Regions from separate parts of the Homo sapiens genome. Here region 2 is linked to region 1. Evidence: chromatin loops called from intact Hi-C (ENCODE). Cell type or tissue: lower leg skin. All regions are shown on one strand. Links, peaks and the distances in the headings refer to the core of each region. The heading gives the core; the rest is flanking DNA.

Region 1 (10,864 bases), core at 2,419-7,418:
TTTTTTTCCAAAATGGGAGAAACAAGAAAAATATTGTAAAACATATTTGCAAAGAGGGAGAATATATGATATAGTTTTTGAGTAAGCATGAAGTGACAAAGTTTAGCACCTAAGTGGAAGAGTTAGCCCTTGATAGGAGTGTAGGACATTCAAGAAATCAAGTGGGAAGGGGTATCCCTTTGGCAAGTCAATATGAAGAGACTTGAGCAGGATTGCATTTGGCATCATATAATTCTGTCTTGACTAATTTTAATAGAGAGCTTTAATTTTTCTCACGAAGAGGGAGTCCAGAAGTAGGAAGTCCAAGGAAGGTGTAACTGCTCAAGAAAGTTTTCAAGAATTCAGGCTTCTTTCTTCTTTTTCTGCATTCTTAACAGGTAGCTTTCATTCTCTTAGTTCCAAGATAGCTGTTTTATCTCTAAGTATTGCATTTTAATTCCAGGCAGAAAAAAAGAGAAAAGGTAAAGAGCAAAATGTATGCACCAGCTGAGATTGTCTCATTTTATTAAGAAAACAGTAGCTTTTCTAGCGCTTTCCTCACCAATAGAATCCATGTACTACCTCACATGGCTACCCCTAGCTGCAAGGGAGGCTGGTGAGAGTTTCACTTGGGAACATAATCACCTATATTTTGGTTATAGAAGGTAGAGCATAAATGATGATTGTGTCTTCCAGTTTAAAAAAATTATAATTTTTTATTTTTAAAAAAGTATGGTAAAATACACCTAACATGAAATTTATCATCTCAACCATTATTAAGTGTACAGTTCAGTGGCATTAAGTACATTCATACTGTTGTGCTACTATCACCACTGTCTATCCACATAAGTCTTTTTATCTTGCAAACTAAAACTCTATGCTCATTAAATAGTACCTCTTCATTTTCTTTTCCTGGAAGCAACTGTTCTACTTTCATCTCACTGAATTTGACTACTCTAGGAACTTCCTAAGTACCATCATACTGTATTTGTCTTTTGTGACTGTCTTATTTCACTTATCATAATGTCCTCATTATGTTGTAGTGTATGTTAGAATTTTCTTCCTTTTTAAGGCTGAATAATATTCCATTGTAGGCATATACCACATTTTGTTTATCTGTTCCTCTGTCAGTGACACCTGAGCTGCTTTCACCTCTTGGCTACTGTGCATAATGCTGCTATGAACTTGGGCATACAAACCTCTCCTTGAGTCCTTGTTTTCAATCATTTTGGCTATATATGCAGAAGTAGATTGCTAGATCACATGGTAATTCTATTTTTAATTTTTTTGAGGAAACTCCGTACCGCATTCCACAGCATTGCACCATTTTACATTCCCACTAACAATGCACAAGAGTTCCAATTTCTCTACATCCAACACCTGTTATTTTCTTATCTCTTTGAAAGTAGCCATTGTAAGGGGTATGGTGACTTCCAGTTTTTAGTGGATGGAAGGAGAGTTGAAATGGAAGGATGGGGAGAGAGTTGAAGAATAAAAAGTGTTAAAAAATTGAAGGATATAAATATTTTTAAAAATCAAGAAACAAGAACGGTGTCACTTCCACCGGATCAGACTTTATTGAAACTTCTATGGGGTTCTCGAGACATCTGAAGTCTAACATGAAAGGAAGGCAACATAGTTCTGTGATAAAGAGGCTGCTTTGGGGATTCAGGACCCTGAGCTTCTGTGCACAGGCTCCATTACTGCTGGATTTTGGAGTGTGTATAATGTGCCACATTCTGCTGTTATGCCAGTTTTGCCCTCTGTATAATGAATGTAATTGAATAAGATCACAGAATTTGACCCCCTTCTCAATTATTTCAGAGCTAAGATGTTTACACAAGATTGCATGTGCTTTGAGATCCTTGAACTAAAGGCATTCTGGAATTAAATAATCCAGAGATATTTTCCACCCGTCAGTTAGAAAGGGAAAACCCCATAGCAGCTCCCTGTGGTTTTTATGCCACAGGGAGATTTTTACTCAGATTGTCAGTGGATGCTTTTCTTTTCTTGTTTGCCTCCCCTACAAGACTGGGTGACCCTTGAGAACAGGAGTCATGTTTAAGGAGGAGGATGATCATCATAGCTGTCAGTGTTTTGAGCATTGTTATATGCTAGGCAGTGCACCAGATGATTTAGGAATGTAATCATTGGTTTTCAGAATAAATTTAGTTCCTAATATAGTGCTGCTGGAAACAGTTGATTCTAGGAGCTCTTCAGCTGTGACACTATGGCTTTAAAAAAAGTTTCTTTTTGGACATATAGCACAATGGTAATAATAAGTGAAAAGTGATGTTGACCAAAGCAAACAGGATTTATGGAGAGTTTGGTGTGGCTTGCTGAGATCCCAGAATCTTCCCCATCAAAATACCATCAATAATACCCTTGTCCTTCCTGTTATCACACACACATGCACACACACACAGACACACACACACACACCAGGAAATATACATTCTTTGCAAGAGTATACATTGTATTGGCCACGTGCCATCCAGCCAAGCCAAAAATTGTGGAACAATAGGAATCTGTGCCCAGAATATCAGCTAAAAATACCTCATTTCTTCTGCTCTGTTGTTTTCTGGGTATGTTTAAGAGTGTCCCAGGAGGCTAATGAGGATGAAGCGAAAGGAAAACTGACATTTTCAAAGGAAACCAAACCTTAACTCCCTAAAAGGAAAACGGATATTTTCCATATGTCTGTTTTATGTTTCTTGCCATTTGTGCATATCTGTGTGGCAATATGGAAAGTCTATAAGTTGTGCCACCTTGGCTTGAGTTATTGAAATCCACACTTTCACCACAGTCTTTTGCTCTAGGGCTTGACTCATAGATACTTTTCAGGTTTCAACAAAGAAGAGGGGGAGGAAAAGAAAGCTTCCAAGTAGGAGAGACTCACTGTCCCACACACAGTGCACTCATTCAGCTTGTCTGACATTGTCTACTCATTTAGTTGTTCAGAACACTGCTTAAGAGCCTGGAGGAGTACCTTTTCATCTCTCATTGGGCCATGGTATAATCTCTTTAGTTTCTTGATCATTGACTAAGTCTCAGGCTCTGTCTGATCCTCTCAGCAATCATAGCTTTCTTTGTGGTCTGAGGTAGATTATTGCCCCTTTATCGGCCTTGGTTTCTTTCCATTTGTAATATGAGGAGAGAGGTTGACTGCTCTCTTGGTGGACAGGAGGTCAGATAGCCAGGGAAGCAAGGCAAGGATAGGGATGTCTCAATACGTGTCCACACAATAGTCAGCAGCCTCTGTAAGAAGCAGTCATATGAGAACCAAAATGATGTGGGGAAATGGTCTGTTTTAAATATTTGCAAGGTAATGTCAGCATTAACCAAATAGCAACTGTTGGCTCTGGTTGGCTAAACATGGAGCTGACAACTTCCTGAACATATGCTGGGTGTTAGGCAATGAATTTGTGTGTGGGTCAACACTCGTGGCCAGTGTCAATATTGACCTTGGGTTAGGGTAGACCATAGCCATAGCTGCCTGAATGAGATGTACCCTCAGTTTCCTCTCAAGTGTTTGGCCTTTCACAGTTGTTTGTTGGTGTCTTCTCCAGTAACATATGAAAGGCTGGTTGAAGTTTGATTTGATTTGTTATAATAATGAGGGACAGAACCTTGAGATACATATAAAGTTCTATTTTTGGCTCAGTTGGCTGTCTTGAAATAAATTATCTTATATAAATATTTACATGGGCAGATATGGTAAACTGATTTTAATAAAGGGAGTTAATGGCTACTACTTATTGAGAGCAGCTAGTATGTGTCAGATACTTAAAATACACTACTTACTTAATCTCCAAAATATCTCATAAGGTTGTTATGATCTCATTTTTAGAGATAAAGAAGCCGAGGCTCCAAGAGAGTTTGTAACTTGCTCAAGTTCTTAAAGATAGAACCAAGGTTTGAATACAGGTTTAATCAGATGTCAAAAGCTGTCCTCTTCCCACAGTGTCTTGCTGATTCTGGAATGGACACCTTGCGAGAACAAGAAAAGCACTTAGTTAGTCTACCATTTCAAGGTAGAAACCACCCATCGCCAGCAACATTTGTGATAGATGAAAAACCATGTGCATTACCCTGCCTTTCTTGGTGAGGCCAGTGCCTTGCGGAGCCTCTGGGACGTGCAGACATCATACTTAGCAGTTCTCACTCCCACTCGTTCATCCCATTGTATGGTCCTCCTTATAGCTCCCCAGGAGCTGCAGGCAGACAGAGACCCTGATTGGCTCTGCCAGCCACTTATTGTTTCCCATTTTCTCACCACTGCAGAGTCTTGAGACTGTCTCCTATAGAAGATCCTGCCACTCTATTGTCCATGCAGACTTTCCCACCACCCCAGGACCATGTGCTCAGTTGCTTATTGTGGTGTTGTTGGCTCAGCCTCAAGGACAGAGACCTTGAGCCAGCTGACAAGGTTGCTTGTGTCACTACTTCTAAGGCCACAAGCCATGCTTTTGGTTCCCAATACTTTTGAATACCCTTCTCTCACCATCTCTCCTTCAGTTTAGCCACATGGTCTCCCAGACTCCCAGCAGCAGATTTTCCGGCAGACAGTTTTGGCTTATGGCCAATCCCTGTCTCTGCCTGGATGACCTCAGTTACCAAGTCAACATGGCACTGAATGAATGCTGCTATGCTGCCCCCTGGTGGAGAGGTGGAAACTGAATGATACACAGATTCCTGCCTTGTTAAAGAGCTGCCCCAAACCCTCTGTTACTTTCTAAACCGGAGGGTTCATATATCTCATCAAAACTCATATCGGTGGTGCCTGGAGAAAGACAGCTGAACTGTAGTAGACTACTGTCCAAAGCTACAGATGGCTGTGATTTCTTATTTTGGTGGGGGCAAACACAGTACACTACAGTTGGCTCAAACTGGCATCAGGGTTTTTCATGGGTTTGCCTTGTCCTCCATCCTTCTGCTTTTTTGTCTATGTTGTGGAGGCTTTGAGAAGCTCTTTTTAAGGTCTGCAGGACTTTGGGATGAGGTTGATGAAGATCTTAGCCTCTCTCTGGGTGGACTTCCTCAGGTCTTCCTGGGTCCAACCCTGTCCCCATTGGCTACATTTCTGCCTATATCTTGAAAAGAATGACCTGACTTGCCAGGCTCCCAAGGGAATGGGGTTCCAGCAAGATTTGTCTTGTTTCCCAATCTCTTTGGAGTCACAGTAGACTCTTGGCTGGTGGTGTTGGGTCAGAGTGTCCCCACACACTATTTGTTCCTAACCCACATCCATAGAGGGTAGGCCTCTTTCAGAAATCCCTTTGGGTATTTTGGGGTCCATGAGCTGAGTAGCCTCAAGGGATCAACTTTTTTTTTTAACTCCTGCCTTTCACCTACCTACATGTCTGCAGTGGAGTCTCAAGACCTTCTACAAAACCATGGGCCTGTTTCGTGACCCCCTCATGAGCTGAGGCTGCCATCTTAACTGCTTGATCTTTCTACATGTTTCTCCTATGAAGACAGTGCTAGAGAGCATGTGAGAGAGAAATACAAAACAGGACCCATGAGTTCGCCATCCCAGAGTGGTTCTCTCCTACGGAGAGAACTGAAATATGGTCAGATTCTCTTTGAGTTCATAAAATAGTTCTATTTACCCCATCCCACAAATTTAGTTAGATAATGGGTAAAAAGAATATCACACTTTCTAGCACTGAGTGGGTACTCAATAAAGATTAATTCTCTTTTTCCTGTCCTCCACAAGCCCCCTTCCTTTGCAGAAATATGATTTTTGGAGCTGAAATATGTTCTAACAATGAAGACACTGATGTTCAGAACAGTAGGGTGATTTTCCTAAGGTTACACAACAGGCACTGAAATCCAGGAGTCCCTAGGGTGTCTCGGTGTGTTGTCATCTTGCTACCGTAATGCCTGCAGTACAGGGGTGTGCTGTTGCATCCCGAAATTCAGTGCTTCTTTGTTGATTGTCATAGACTTGTCCACTAGTAGTTTCTCAGGCATCAAACCTTCATATGTGCTTTTGAAACATTCTTGTCTCCTTGGTTACAGAGGAGGCTTCTCAACTCCTGTAATAAAAGCTTGAAATATAAAAATGGGAGTAAGAAATTATCCAGCCTAGTGGGTTTCCAACCTGCCTTAGGAGCAAAATGTTGTCTTCCAATGATACTCTTCTATTAATAGAATAGATATCATGTCTTTTGGCTTTAGCTGTTTTATATTTATATATATTTGAATGATATGGTTCTGGAAAAGATTTTGTTTAAGAATTACCATAGCAAGGCAGTGTCATGGTAAAACACTATCTGGAGACCTGAATTTAGGTGTGAATGGAGTGGGTTTCTCTGGTTGAAAGTGTGTGGAGACCTAGGAAACAGAGTCATCCTTCCTCCTCAGCCTCTAAGTTCTTGACAACTCTGATCTAGGACAGAACTTTTCCATTGAGAAATGGATGATAAGATAACCAAGATTCAGGGAAAGGTGGTGGCTTTTCTGAGGTCCCTTGGAAAAGGCAGCACTTTTGAGCCCAGATTTCTCATGCCAAGTCCCGTGTTCTTTCCCCAACACCTCACCTAGGGCAGGATGGCTGAGTTTGGTTACAAGAAATACTGCTTCGATCCGATTTGGTGGAGAGAGGGAGAGACGCCCACGGCTTGGTGTAAGGAGCATGTTCTGCCTGCACCACGAGCAGTGTGTCTCCTTGGTTCATCTTCTGGGTCAGCACTATGCTCTGGAGATGCAGTCATGCCCATGTCAAAGTCATGCCCACGCTCATGCTGCGGAGGAAGTGTTCTCTTAGAATGGAACTCACAACATTCTTTTTTTTTTTTGAGACGGAGTTTCGCTCTTGTTGCCAGGCTGGAGTGCAATGGTGTGATCTCGGCTCACTGCAACCTCTGCCTCCCGCGTTCAAGCGATTCTCCTGCCTCAGCCTCCTGAGTAGCTGAGATTACAGACATGCACCACTATGCCTGGCTAATTTTGTATTTTTAGTAGAGACAGGGTTTCACCATGTTGGCCAGGCTGGTCTCGACCTCCCGACCTCAGGTGATCCGCCCACCTCGGCCTCCCAAAGTGCTGGGATTACAGGCGTGAGCCACTGAACCTGACCAGAACTCATAAAATTCTTAAGCAACAAGAACGATGTTTGAGGCAAGAAAGAAAAATCTGCAAAGGTCAAATGATAAAGGCCCAAAAAATTGCACTACACCTTATAGGTCACAAAGTACTCCATGTACATTTAATCCTCATTAGTCCAGAGATGAAGGCATCATTATTACCTTTTACATCAAAGCAAACGGAGGCAGCAAGTGATGAAGTGGTGTTCTCCCAGTCATGCTGCCTGGATGTGGCAGAACCTGAGAACCCAGGCTCTCTCACCAAAACTGAAAGTTATGCATCTTATAGCTTGCAGCTGTGCAAGAAGAGATGTAAGCAAGGCATTGAATAGCATTTCAGCCAACCTCTATTTTCCTGCTTGGCAGAGTGAGTGGAAAAGAGAGAGTGAGAGGAGGTGCAGGGAGAAAGAAGAAAAGAAGATGAAGTGTGAGACAAAAGATTCTGTGACCTTTAGCCTAAGCTAAGCGCATAGGTCTCTTCTTTGTGCTATTCCCAGCTATTTCTCTCTGCATATCCCAAACACATCCTACTGAGGTCATTTATTTAGAGTCTGCTGCCTTCCAGAGAATGTGAACTCCCTAAGGAGAGGGACAGCCTTATTTATCACGGCATCCCCAGAGCCTTCCCCACAGAGAGTGATCAATAGAGGAACAGCACTGAGTGCTTAGTCTCTGCAACTAGTACTGCCATGGATGCTTTTCCAGGAGGTAGATACTATTATTCCCATTTTACAGGTGAGGGAATTAAATGCAAAGAGGAGATAAGGAATCATTTGCAGAGCTTTCAGGGGTAGGAGAATTTATGACATCAAGGAAAGTTGGGTGGTGTTATGTATGCCTTGATGAGCTGGACATCTCTGGAAGCCTTTTCCAGCTTGCCAGGGCACAGCCAGGCTGCCAGGCTCTGAACCCTCAGCGATGTCTCATTAGCATTCAGTGGGGGAAGTAACCATGGGGGATGCCATCCAGAGCATTAGGAAGAGACAGGCTGTGTTTTAATTATGACCTGGACTTTTGAACAAACCCTTTTCTCTGCTTGTCTGAGCCTTAGAGAAAACAACTTGTGGGAGGTGTACAGTCAGCAGCTGGGTCCACAGCGGTAGCCGTACAGCTGTGTATACATCTGGCACACAGGTGGTGGACCACATGCACCTTTTCTCCTTGAATTACTCTGGGGTTAGTGAAGATAACAGGAGTCAAGGTAGTAAGACGAAGTTGATCTGGTTTGAACCCAGAAAGGGAGGGAAAAACAGAAGGAGAGAAGAAAAAAACAGGACTGCCCCACTCTTCCTGGTCTGTAATCCCCAGTGACCATGACCATTTCAGGATTTGAGCCCAGACAACTCCCGCCACTTCCTCTAGCGACTCCTGAGTCAACATGGTGGGCTTTCTTTGTTGAACTCACTCCAACCCTCCCTTCTCCAACTTGGGGGAAATTTTTGGAGTGGGGGATGAAATTAAGAAAGCAAGAAAAAGAGGAGGAGATTAGCAGGGTGGAAGTTAGACAAGCACAGATGCTACCACCTGCTGTTGCAGCTTCTCAAGTGCTTGTTGACTCCCTGGGAGCATTTGCCTTGAGTCTGTTTAACAGTTAATTCCAGGGGAAGGGGAGGAGAAGGAGAGCTTGGGGACAAAGGGCCTTTGACCAGCTCCTGGAAAAGCATTGATTAGTTTGCTCAGGTTGGCAAACAGCAACCGGGGACTTGGGGCCCAGGGATGAACTGGGTGGATTTTCTGCCCAATGACAGCATCCAGCATAGGGGAGAGGGAGTCAAGGCAAATAGTCAAAGGACTGATGTGCCAGAGGTTTAGACATAGAGAGAAAAACCACACTGGGCGAGAGGACAGGGGAAGGGCAGCTGGAACCTGGAGTTCCAGGCTCTATCATACCTGTTAGTGATAAACGAGCCATTCCAACCCCTTGGACTATCCCCCAATTTCACTTCCTTTCTGAAGCTGAGAGGCAGAGGAGAAGCATATCGAGATAGGTTATTCTGAGGTGCTTCTGATGGCCAAGGGCAAGGAGGACTGGTGTGGTGCTTCCAGGCAGCTGTTGAAAGTAACACAGCACAAGCACTTCCAATCCTGCAGCCTGGCCTCTGTTCCAGGAGGCTGTTTCCTGAGAGGTGGCTTCATCATCTTTTCCAAGCCTTGCCTTCCTTCACTCAAAGAATTAGAATGGCCCTCTTTTTTTGTGTCAACCTGTGAGTAATGCCTCCCTGGGAACTTCTCCTTAGCTTCCCCTTCATTCCACCCTCAAAACTCTTGTCTTCTTCCAGGAAGCTTCCAAGATAAACACACAGTGCACATGTATTGACTTAGAATCATAAACCCGCACAATTTAGAGTTGGGAGGTGATTAAATATTATAATTATATATACTATAGCTTTATGCCATTCTATTTTATATTCATGGGACATTGCTTTGTATTGTTCTTTTATCCTGTTTCCTAAAGGTAAATCCCTAAATGTAGATATGATTTATCTATTCGTTTATGTGTTTGTTTACTCTCTCCCACTAGCATGCGAGCTACATGAGGTCAAGGATTTGTCTGTCTTGTATCCTCTTGTGCCTACAACAATTTCTACCACATAACAGACACTCAGTATATACTTGTTTATGTACATGAATGCTGTTGGGATGGTGGTTTCTTTTCCTGCCCTCCCTATAAAGACACAGAGTTTGGTATATTTCAGGGTGCATAGTGGATGCTTCTGAATAAATGAAAGAATGAATGAAAAGAATAAATGATTGTATGAGTGCATGAATGAGATTTTGAGTGAATGGATTGGCAACCCTTAGGCCATCATGGTAGTTGGCCTGTGTATAGGAAAATGCTCTTCAGTTGTTCATGTTTTCTTAGCTACTGCCAGGGTGGGGCTCATTAGCAGAGCAAGGTGGCCTCATCTCCCTGGATAGGCTCTGAGTCAGCTCATATCTAGCTTTATAAAGAGGAGAGTGGTGTGGAGTTTTATCTGCTCTCTCTGGCCATTCTGTGCCCCCTTGACTTTCTCTCCTGTACGCTATCTGACCTTTCCGTATCTACTGACTTCTCTGTCATGTGGGTATGAAAAGAGTGTTTTTGAAAGTATTTTTGCCTCTATTTTGCTGCTACTTTAAAAAGAAAAAAACCTCTTTATTTTGGAAATAGTAAAATGAATGCTATAGTGAATGAATCCCAGAGATATTCTTAGGGTATATTGTCTCTGTGCTTATGCCAAAGTTGTGACAAATGCAATTATGGTATCATCAAGCAATTTTAAAAAGAAAAAAGAAACAGAGGGATCTGCTTTAAATTTTAGTTTTTTCATAGGTTGCCCTGAACTATGATTTCTCTGGAGTGACAAGGAAGAGAAGAGAGACATCTTTATTGGATATCTATTATGTGTCAGCTCCTATGCTAGACTGTTTATATATATTATGTTATTTCAGAAAGAGGGTGAACAAATTAGATCCATGAGTCAAATAATATCAACTTTTAGTGAGTACCCACCATGTGTGAGAGTATATAAATATTCCATAGGCCTTGTTCTTGAAATAGGAGCTGTTGACAAGATAAGTTATAAACTTGGGAAAAGTAAAATAATAAGGCAAGAGTAAGATAATATTTTGAGCCAGCAATTGCAAACTCTGATGGTAGAATTTTTGTTGCTGGAGGAGACTGGCCTAACATCTTAACAACAGACAGAAAAAAGGAAATATGAAGGGGCGGGCTAAACAACCTGCCCAAGATTTTGCATGGTTATCTGTAGAGCTGGCAGCAGAGCCCAGGCCTCCAGTGCCCACCACTTTTC
Region 2 (10,864 bases), core at 3,318-8,317, 120 kb before region 1:
CGGCTACCAATGGACAGTTAGCGGTTGTATGAATTCCTCTCCCTTCTGAGTCATTTGCCTTTTTTATAGTCAAATGCTGAAAAGAAACATTTCAGCACACATAAATGAGCAAAGAGAATGAAATTCCATGGTCAAACCTTCCAGTTCGAGGACTGTCCTTTCTTTCAGGGCTCATAACTTCTGTCATATTTCTAAATGGCTTATGCTTGTCAACAATAGTACTTCCTCTGTAAACAATGGAATTTGAAGTATGACATACAAAAGATATATCACTCTTCAATACAAGCTTTTGACTTGGGTGCAGAAGTGGGGTGTGTTGTCAGTGTACATCCTGGGTCCCTGAGCAGTCATTTGCAAAGAGCTCTTCTCTCAGATGACTTCCTCTGGAAACACCTCCATCATTCATACTGGAAGAGCCCTGGCTTTTGGGGGTGCCCCAGCTCTGTAGAAACCACTCAGGCACTAAGTCCACGGAAACTCTGACCCATTAAAATAAAGTCAAAGAACTCAGTGGGAAGAGGGGAGACAGATTCAGCTATTAAACCTCTCCCAGTTTACATAAAATTCTTCCTTATGAATCAAAAGTACTCCTGGAAGTTCTTTTAGTCACTGATTATAAATGCATATCATATTCAGTGCCTACTATAAGTCAGGTTTTGTTCTAGGCTTTGGGATTCATCAATGAGTAAAATAATTTTCTGCTCTCATAGAGTTTAGAATCTGGGGCAGGAATAGAAGCGAAAACAAACTCATAAGTAAGTAATTCTACTTTAGGCAGACTACATGATAAAGAAAATGATTCAAGGTAAGGAGAGAGAGGATGCATAGACTGGGGGAGGGAGATTGCTATTTTAGAGAGTAGCCAGGAAAGACTTTTCTGAGGAGGAGTCAGCCAATCAGAGATGTGAATGAAGAGAAGGGACTAGTAATGCTAAGATATAGCAGATACACTCAGAGATGTGAGGGTGTGTGTGTGTGTATGTGTATGTGTGTGTGTGTGTGTGTATGTGTGTGTGTGTAGTAATGCCCACAGGCAGGACAGGTAATACCAGTAATAGGTCCATCATATTTTATGCAGGTTCGTTGGTACATACTTGTGGTGCTAAGTTCAGCATGCCATATAGACAGGGGTAACAGCAAGTGTAAATGCCCTGTGGCAGAAAGTAGCTTGTAGAGCAGAAAGTATCAGTGACCACTGACTGCTGCAAGAGGAAGACAGGGAGGGGAGGAAGGGCCACATTAAGATTGGCCTTGTTGGCCATAATAAGGATCAAATTCTTATGCACCACCACATAGCCCTTTCCAAAGCCCACATTGATCTTCATCCCCCACAGCACCATCCTGCTGTACAAAAGGGCCCAGTTGTGATAATCACTACAACTGGGGAGATGTTGGTCATCACAGGCTCTGGGGGTCTGGGCAGGATAGAACTGAGCTCCGTGTGACCTTCACTACCCCCCTAAGCAATTTAGCATCACTCTGTAGCTGGCCTAAGAAGAGGGCAGATCCTCCTTCCAACTCTACTCGCTTCTTCCCACCTGACTCCACCACCCACCCTTACAATTTTAAGTGTTTTTAAATCCACCTACTTCTGGGAAATTTCTGGGGCTCTTATTGAGTCCTGCTAAGAGCCTGAGGGAACTGAGAGAAAGACAGGAGGCTCTCCCTTTTAGGAATGGATTGTGGGTCACTGAGGTTCAGAAAGTGGGGAGCTCTGGGCGGCCTCCAGCAAAAGACCTGATGGTCAACCCTGAGGTGGAACGAGTTTAGAAAACAAACTATTTTTGCCCCATTCATTCATGTCCACCAGCTGCTCCCTGAGCTCCATCGACCTGGTAATTGTTTTTCTTGGCATTCCAGGGTAGTAGGTCACGTTAGATTCTTTTCTTTCAAATATTCTACTGACATCAAAGTGGAAGGGATGTAAGGTAAAAAGAAATAAATCGGGGAGGATTCTGCATGTTTCACAACTGCTTTTATGTTCAGGATGTGCAGGAATGCCGGGGTGGGCGCAGATTCTGTTACCTCCCCCAGTTCAAGGAAGAGTGGTGGGTGGGAGTGTGTGTGATGTCCATATGCAGAAATGATCTGGACTGACAGTAGGGCAGTAGGCTGCACAAAAGCAAGAGTCAAGGGCAAGATTTTTCAAATTGAGATAGTGTAGCGGATAACACAGGGCTTAGATTGAGCAATAAAACATGAAACTGGTGGGAGGCAGCTGGAGGTGATAGCAGTAAGGTGGAGAGACAGGAACGAGGCTCCATTGCTTGGTGTGTGCTCTTGGGAAGGGCATGTTCCCTCCCAGAGTCCAGATTTTCTCACCTATAAGGTAGATTCTGTATGTACGACTTTTCCACATCTTAGATCTTCCTGAACAGTTCTGATTTGGGTGGTTAGCCAAAGAATCAAAAGCAATTTCATTTTCATAACATAGCCTTGGTCCCTGGACTTCAGGAGTTTGCAGTCTGATGGAGGATTTAGCATGAGCATGTTACAGAGATTGCAGAAGTCTCCAGCAGTGCAAAGTGAAGGAGCACCGGAAGTCTTCAGTAGAGAAGAGTCTTAAAGAGAGCTTCCCTGGAGTAAGCTGTGGAGAATCTGGGAAGACTCAACTAAGACACTTTTAGAAGCAGGGGGCAATAAAGCCGGTGGACAGAAGGCTGGGGAAGAGCCAGGTTATAACAATTATAGATTAGAGAGGGTATTGTTTCATGTCTGTTTTACTGAATGAGCCCATTATTGCGTTGGGTACACAAGGCTCAAAACAAGTTTAATTTTTTAAAAAACTTCTTCCTGACTCCCTCTTTTCAGTGAAATTTATACACTCTTTCTATAGTGCAGTGTACCTCAAGAAATTTCAAAATGGTTATACACTTTCACCCGAAAGTTCTACTTTTAGAAATGTGTTCTAAGAAAATAATCAAGGCTATCAATTGCTGTGTGCCAGGCACCAAAACAATTTATATATACAATTTTGTTCTCACAATAACTCAGTAAGGAAGATATTATTATCGCCTTATCTGTGTGTGAGAAACATGAGATCTAGAAAAATTTAGTAAATGTGGTTAAAGTTACATCCAGCAAGTGGTATAGACAGGATTTGAATCCAGGTCTGAATGAGTCAAAAGCCTATTTTCAATCTCCACAGTTTTCTTCCACTTTAGGGACATGCACAATGATGTATGTACAAGAATTGATTAAACCAGATATAGTTCATTCATGTTGAATATTGTGAAGACATGAAAAATGATGCTGTAGAGCACTTCAAAGCCATGGAAAATTATTTATAATACGTTACGTAGAAATGTGATGACATATTGTGTATGACATGAGCCCAATTTTATAAAAAGATATGATAATGCTTAGGTACTAATCAAATAAAATGTTGATATTTTATGCACTATATTGGGATTGTGAATTTTTTATTTTCTTATCAATGTATTTTGTAGTTTCAAATTTTTCTTTAAAAAATAACATTGCTTTTTTAATCAGAAAAAATAAATGACACAAAACAGTTTGCTTTTAATCATAGAAATTAATGCCTGGTCAAAAATTTTAGAAATTACCTAAAAGTAGAAGTAAGGAAGCAGGCCGGGCTTGGTGGCTCACACCTGTAATCCCAGCACTTTGGGAGGCCAAGGCTGGCAGATCACCCGACGTCAGGAATTCGAGACCAGCCGGGTACGACATGGCGAAATCCCGTCTCTACTAAAAGTACAAAAATTAGCCAGGCATGATGGTGCACGCCTGTAATCCCTGCTACTCGCGAGGCTGTGACAGGAGAATCACTTGAAACCAGGAAGTGGAGGTTGCAGTGAGCGGAGACCAGGCCACTGTCCTCCAGCCTGAGTGATAGAGCCAGACTCCATCTCAAAAAAAAAGGAAGCTTGACAAATGGGATCTAATTAAACTAAAGAGCTTCTGCACAGCAAAAGAAACTCCCACCAGAGTGAACAGGCAACTTACAGAATGGGAGAAAATTTTTGCAATCTACTCATCTGACAAAGGGCTAATATCCAGAATCTACAATGAACTCCAATAAATTTACAAGAAAAAAACAAACAACCCCATCAAAAAGTGGGCAAAGGATATGAACAGACACTTCTCAAAAGAAGACATTTATGCAGCCAAAAGACACATGAAAAAATGCTCATCATCACTGGCCATCAGAGAAATGCAAATCAAAACCACAATGAGATACCATCTCACACCAGTTAGAATGGCGATCATTAAAAAGTCAGGAAACAACAGGTGCTGGAGAGGATGTGGAGAAATAGGAACACTTTTACACTGTTGGTGGGACTGTAAACTAGTTCAACCATTGTGGAAGTCAGTGTGGTGATTCCTCAAGGATCTAGAACTAGAAATACCATTTGACCTAGCAATCCCATTACTTCATATATACCCAAAGGATTATAAATCATGCTGCTATAAAGACACATGCACACGTATGTTTATTGCAGCACTATTCACAATAGCAAAGACTTGGAACCAACCCAAATGTCCAACAACGATAGACTGGATTAAGAAAATGTGGCACATATACACCATGGAATACTATGCAGCCATAAAAAATGATGAGTTCATGTCCTTTGTAGGGACATGGATGAAGCTGGAAACCATCATTCTCAGCAAACTATCCCAAGGACAGAAAACCAAACACCACATGTTCTCACTCATAGGTGGGAATTGAACAATGAGAACACATGGACATAGGAAGGGGAACATCACACACCAGGGCCTGTTGTGGGGTGGGGGGAGGGAGGAGGGATAGCATTTGGAGATATAGCTAATGTTAAATGACCAGTTGCTGGGTGCAGCACACCAACATGGCACATGTATACATATGTAACTAACCTGCACGTTGTGCACATGTACCCTAAAACTGAAAGTATAATAAAAAAAAAGGAAGGAAGAAAACAGTTATCCTATAGCTATTTTGGTACATTTCATTTCAGTCTTTTATCTGTGCACGATCTGCTTATTAGTGTATTTTACATAGCTGTGCTCAGATTTAGATGTGAACTATGTTGTTTTAGTGACAAACTGGAGCCAGAAAATTTCCTTGTTTCTGTTCTCCTCACTTGACTGTAAAGTCGTTAAGGGCAGGATAATTTCTTTTGTTCGTTTTTGTATTTGCAGCCCATAGTTCAGTGCCTGGAACCTTGTAGATGCTCAATAAATACTTGCGGAATGACGAAGTGGTGGGGTAGGGGAGGGAGAGGCTATAAAGTTCTGCATAATCTGACCAGAAGTTTTGCACTGGAAGATTTTGGATAGAAGGCCGGTGAGACAGGGCAGGCAAGATGGGGGGCCTTCGGGGAGGGCCTTGATGCTCATAGTTAGAAACTGAGATCTGACATATGAGGCCGCTGGGACTCACTCTGGTCTTCCAAGTGGGGATGTTACATGATCAAAACCGTGGAACGGAAAGGCGATTCTGGCAGCTGTGCTGTGGATGGCTGGGTCGGGGAGCCGCAGAGGGGAGGGTGCTGAAGGCAGGGAGGTAGGGAGGCAGGGAGGTGGAGAGGCTGTCCTCGCTCGTTCCGGCCAACGGACGCTTGCACTAATCCCTGCCTGGAGAGGCTGGGCTTGGACCGGGGCTGCGAGTGCGCACAGCGAGAGAAAAGGGAAACTCGCAGCTCTGCTTCCAGGACCAGGCGGGGGCCAAGGGAGGCCAAGGAGGGAGCAGAGTCAAAGACAATGGGGGGCGGGGCTAAGAGCTTCTGAGGCCGCGGGTGCCAGCAGCCGGGAGAAACTGAAGTTAGACAGTCCCCTCCCCAATCCCCCATTTCTTTTGGCTTTTTGGTTGCCTGGGTGTACAGAGGAACAAATTTGTGGTGTGGAAGGATTCCAGGCCAGTCATCTATCATGCACAGTGAATACTCACTAGGCGCTCATCACACGCTCGGCGTCCTCACCCTCTCCAAGAGAGCTCTGGCGGCGGTCCAGGGGCTGCCCAAGGTGACTTGCCAGATTCTCCCTTGAACTTCGCTCTCTTCCTTGCTCTAGTCCCTGTTTTCTTTTAATTCAGAAAAAGCAACAACAAACCCTTCCCAGCCCCCTCCCTTCTCGGGCTGTTCCCTCCCTGCGGTTTGGCGGAGAAAGGGCCTCGGCAGTCCCTGAGAAGATTAGCTAACGCCGCGTGCTCGGGGAGAGCAGGAGCCGGCGGGGCTGGGCGCGGGGCGCCCCCGAGAGCTCTGCCCGGCTGAGCCCGCCCTCTGCGGGGGGCCCCTCCGCGCGTCCCCGGCCCAGGCAGCCTGCGGTTCGGGCAGAGCAGCGAGTTAGCCAGGCTCAGGGTCTTGGGCCGTGAAAGGTGAGAGACAGGCCCCACCCCACTTACTGGTCTGTTGTCCAACTCAAATGCGGAAACACTCATTTATTCAGTAGTTGTATTTAATGTTATTAATTGTTAGTATGCTCAAGCACGGCCTTTAAGGTAAATATAAGGAATCTAACTGGCGATCTTCTTCTTGTAATTCTGTGCTGCCTCACCCTGACAATGGTCTTGTATGCTCATGTCGTAAAATGTTTTATGATGGTGTTTTCCACCAATTATTTGTGCAGTATTATGAGCTTACAAAAAGAAAACGTTTTATGTTTTAAGAAGCAATGACATACACAACACGATTTTTAAAAAGCCTCCAAAATTAGAAATCCTTGCCTAAAATAGACTTATAAAATTTAGCTCATTATAGACATACAGGACAGATGAAAAATGAGGATATAATACCAAGTAATTGGGGATATAAGGCAAGGGGCTACAGGCAGAGCCACGTTTCAAGGACACCACGACCACTTTCTTTAAGGGCTTCCCTCGATGCCACTTTGGAATGATCGGAAAACACCAGGTTAGGTCTTACTTAGAGGAATTGTCCTGTGCTCCCACCACAACTGTGTCTACCTGGAAGCACCCATGGCACAGACCTGAAATTTCTGCTTTCCTTGGCCAAGGTTGCTGGCACTAAGCAATCTTGCACCCAGTGCATTGGTCAGCACCACTGGGGCCACAAAAAGTACCAGAGACCATTGATTACTGAAAGGCCCGGTGGGCGTGGCCAGTAATTAACAGTGGAGGTTGGGCGGCAGTGTGGAAGTCAGAGTGGTTTCATTTTATTTATTTACTTATTTTTGTGTGAAAGCAAGTTTATTAGGAAAGTAAAGGAATAAAGAATGTCTACCCCATAGACAGAGCAGCCCAGAATGGTTTTAGGTGGATGGGTCAAGAGGGTCTTTTACCTCAATGGTTGGCTTTCCTTGCTTCTTTCCCCAAAACACACAGGATGGCTGCAGGGTCCCATCAATTTCGTTAAGTACTATAAAGGTGAGATTTTTGCTAGTGCAATTGACTCGAAAGGAAACAAGCTCTAATTGTTGTCAAGCTTATCTTGAGATCGATTTGGGTGACTTCATTTTGGAAGGTGATTAACTTGTGAGAATTTTTTAAATATGTTTTTAATTCTCCTCCCAGAGGGCTAGTGGAAGTTACCCATGACGACTCTAAAAGCAGTTTAGGAAGTCTGTCAGATGATTTCAGCCCAGGGAATCAGCCTTAAAAGACCGAACATGAAACCTGCTGTCAGTAGTTCAAGTGACTGGGAAATCCACTGGGATTGAACTCCCAGTAGCTGGGTTTTCTCACCTGCAAAACCAAGACTACCGTGTCTGGCCTTCGTGCATCTCTCAGGGTAAAGAAAAATAGCAACTTATAAAATTTTCCACAGGGAGCTTAGTGAAGGGACCATGCCAAGTCTGAGGTCTGTGTGCTTGGGCCCTGCTGGTGACTGACAGCCAGAAAGGGGAGAGATGAGGCCACTCCTCCCTCCCAGGTGGACAAGTCTGGCGACAGACAGGCACAAAGCTGAATCGGGTGAATCTTTAGAGTAAGTCAATTTGCTAAATGTAAATATCACCTTTTAAATAACACAAACTTGGAATAAGCCATTAAAATATTTTTAAACTTTAAAACGCACAGGGAATCAGCTCCTGTCAAAACCAAAATCTATATGTTTCTTTTTATTAAAGAAAGATGTTCTGCTTTCTAATGGTAATACAAGGGTATTAAAAATATATGTTCACAGAAAAAGTAAATGGAAGGGAAAAATTTACTCTAAGTTCTACTCCTGAAAATTTAACCATTGTTCACTTTGTGTGAATTACATAATATGCACAAGTATTAGAATGATGCAAAACCTCATGAACATGATCTTTAAACAAAGGCTGAATACAAGACTTCATTTAGCTTTGCCTTTTGGAGGTTGGAATAATTTGGGTGTCCCTGTGGAGGCAGCAGCCCTCCGGGGAACAAGGTCCATTCTCTCTGGTCTCTGCTAGGCCACCCGCACAGGAAAAGCAGGTACACCAAGTTCCGTTTCTTAAGGGCGCCGGCACTTGAAAAGGGAGCACAAATGTCTGGAAAATGTCAGTTCCCACATTTAGGTGCATATGGGCATCACAGGGTAATGAAGACTTTGAACATCCATGCCTGGAATTAACTCTGCTGGGGCCAGAGATGGTGGGAGGACACCCCGGAAGTCCTGGCCTGTGATTGGAGAGGGGAGTCCCTCCAGCACCCTGTGAAACAGATAAGGCCGAGCTGGGCTCCTGGAGCAGTTAGAGATACATTCTTACTACAGAAATGTGTCCTCCAAGATCTCATGCGTACATTTTAGGCTTGGGGTCTGCCTCAAGGCGGAAGTGCTGCTGGGACCTGTGGCATGTGTGAGTGAGAGGCTTGGCTTCCGTGAGGTACTTTGGGGCCACAGCCTCAGTTAGAAAAACAACTAAGATGGATTTGGGAATGGAAATAATTCTTGAGAGCTGCCTTACAAATTACTCAATGAAACCTGGAGGAAAAAATCAGTGTCAGGTAAGAATGTCCAACACACTGTGGACCGGACATGGCGTGGGCTAAGAGGGGTTCTTTCAGGGGCTTTTTAGGACATCTCCCAGGAATCACAGCCTGTGCATCCCATCCTGCTCTGCAGGAACAGCTTGGAAAGAGCTGCGGTAACCTAGGAAGTTTCACTTGTTCTGCTTACAGTTCCAGGCTGAGAGCTGACAGATTTCACATGTGAGCGGAAAAGGACCACTTGTCTGGCCCTAAACCTCCAAATTACCAGCCCGTCCCTGCCCCCCGTGACCCCAGAGCAGTGGAGAAACTCACCTTCATGTGTAGTTTCTGCTTGCACACCAGATAGCAGCAGCTATTGTCAAAGGATCGTGGATGGTCCAGATTTGAAAGAAAAATATGCACACGTACAAGCCCAGGGTCTACTGAATTCAGAACTGGTGATCATACAAAAATGTTCCAATTTGAAATCCATATTCGCACTGAAAAAAGAAAATAGTGCAAGCGAACAGTGAGAACAAAGTTATAGGGAGATTGCTTAAACTACTTGAGGCCAAGTAACATTCAAGGCATTTTAAAGTTATTCTTTGCAAAAAATAAATGGGCCGGTTATAACAATCCAAAAATTTAGCCCAGTCCTGCAATAATTTGAGTTGTCAACACATCTGGACTAGGAATTCTAGGCAAGTCATATTCTGGATACCTGGTTCGTGAAAATTCAAAGAAATTGAGCACTCTATAGTCTTCATAATCACTGTGGAGGTTTTATGGGGGAAGGCTGACTTACGGACTCCCTGGTTATCAAACGGACCAACACAACAGTGATACCGTAGAGTCACAGGGGAGTCCCAGAACTGAATACCTCTGCACTGGGCTTTCTATAGTTGGTGTATTTGACTTGTCTTCCCTCTTGGCCACTTCTATTCTCCATCATCATCTGCTTTGATTGACAGCATATTTCCAATCTAAGTTATAACTTCTACTTCTCTGGACATAGGCCATCGCTGTCCACCCGATTGTTCCTTGTTATTTGTTTTTATTTCCACCTTCATTATTGTATTCTCTGTACCTCCGTGTCATCATCTATAAAATGTGGACAATAATAGCACATACCTGATACCTGATATGGTTGTTATATAGATTATGTAAGTAATACATGTAAAGCAATTGGAATAGAGTCATGTACTAAGTGTTCAATAAATATTAGTTGTTAATGTTGTAGTTGTTATTATTACTGTTATTATTGTATCTGATTCCCCTTTTTTTTCTTTTTGACTTGGGTGCTGGTAAAGTTTTACTTGTATAGGCATTGAACAGTCAATGAGAGTAGCACTTTCTTTTGGTTAGCAAAATAACTGAATCTCAGCAGATTTCCCTTTTGGGGCTATTTTTGGCTACTTTCATTGCTGCTGATGCCTGAAGGACTTCCTGATTATTTCTGGGTTTGTGGCTTTTCTTGGCAGTTGAATTGAATTAAAGAGATATTAAGTGTCTGAGTGTTGAATAAGGAGGGTGCCCTGAATTTGAAAGTAATCAAAGTGTATTCTATTACAAAATTTAATAGTCTGGACTTTCCAGTAATTCACTTTTGCCTTATGTCCAATTAGCCTGAATTAGTGAGGCATTTTACACGTGTTGAGGATGTATGTTTTGTATGTTTGTTTATATTGTACATTTTTGTGCTTATATCAGCAAAAGGGAATAGGGATGTTTGCATTCACAGTTAAATTATTACTATGAACTTTGCTCGAGGTACATAAGAATGCTGTGTGAGGAAGACCTCACTTGAAGGTTTTCCACTTTTTGTATCTTACCTCTGTAGCAAGTCGCTCCATGCAGAGAGCGGGTGGTTCCCTTGAAGAGTGAGGCGAAAGTTTTCCCCTTTACAAACTTCTTCCTTTGTTTATTTACCCACATATTCATTCATCCATTAAGCATGCATTTATTAATAGCCTACTGTGGGCACTGTGGAAACAGCAACAAGCAAACCACAAGATGAGGCTCTCACAGACC

Evidence for each region. Peaks named below come from ENCODE experiments on the same cell type or tissue, not always from the same donor. Only the 100,000 strongest peaks of a DNase experiment are listed, where the experiment ranks them.
Region 2: a loop joins it to region 1, with 3 times the contacts of the local background. A loop is called at or near these places in 32 of 110 quality-filtered maps.

What each region holds. Positions count from the first base shown.
Region 1 is chr1:165,251,891-165,262,754 of GRCh38, reverse strand. The region is part of intron 3 of LMX1A (LIM homeobox transcription factor 1 alpha); the gene reads left to right. Among named protein-coding and RNA genes, the nearest start is that of LMX1A-AS1, 41 kb to the right of the region's middle. RefSeq lists an enhancer at 8,346-8,918. In lower leg skin, for the core only: a CTCF peak has its summit at 4,635 (motif pointing left); a DNase peak (open chromatin) is centred at 4,600.
Region 2 is chr1:165,371,463-165,382,326 of GRCh38, reverse strand. No RefSeq gene overlaps it. Among named protein-coding and RNA genes, the nearest start is that of LMX1A, 20 kb to the right of the region's middle. In lower leg skin, for the core only: no CTCF peak of the experiment used is centred there; DNase peaks (open chromatin) are centred at 5,636 and 6,006.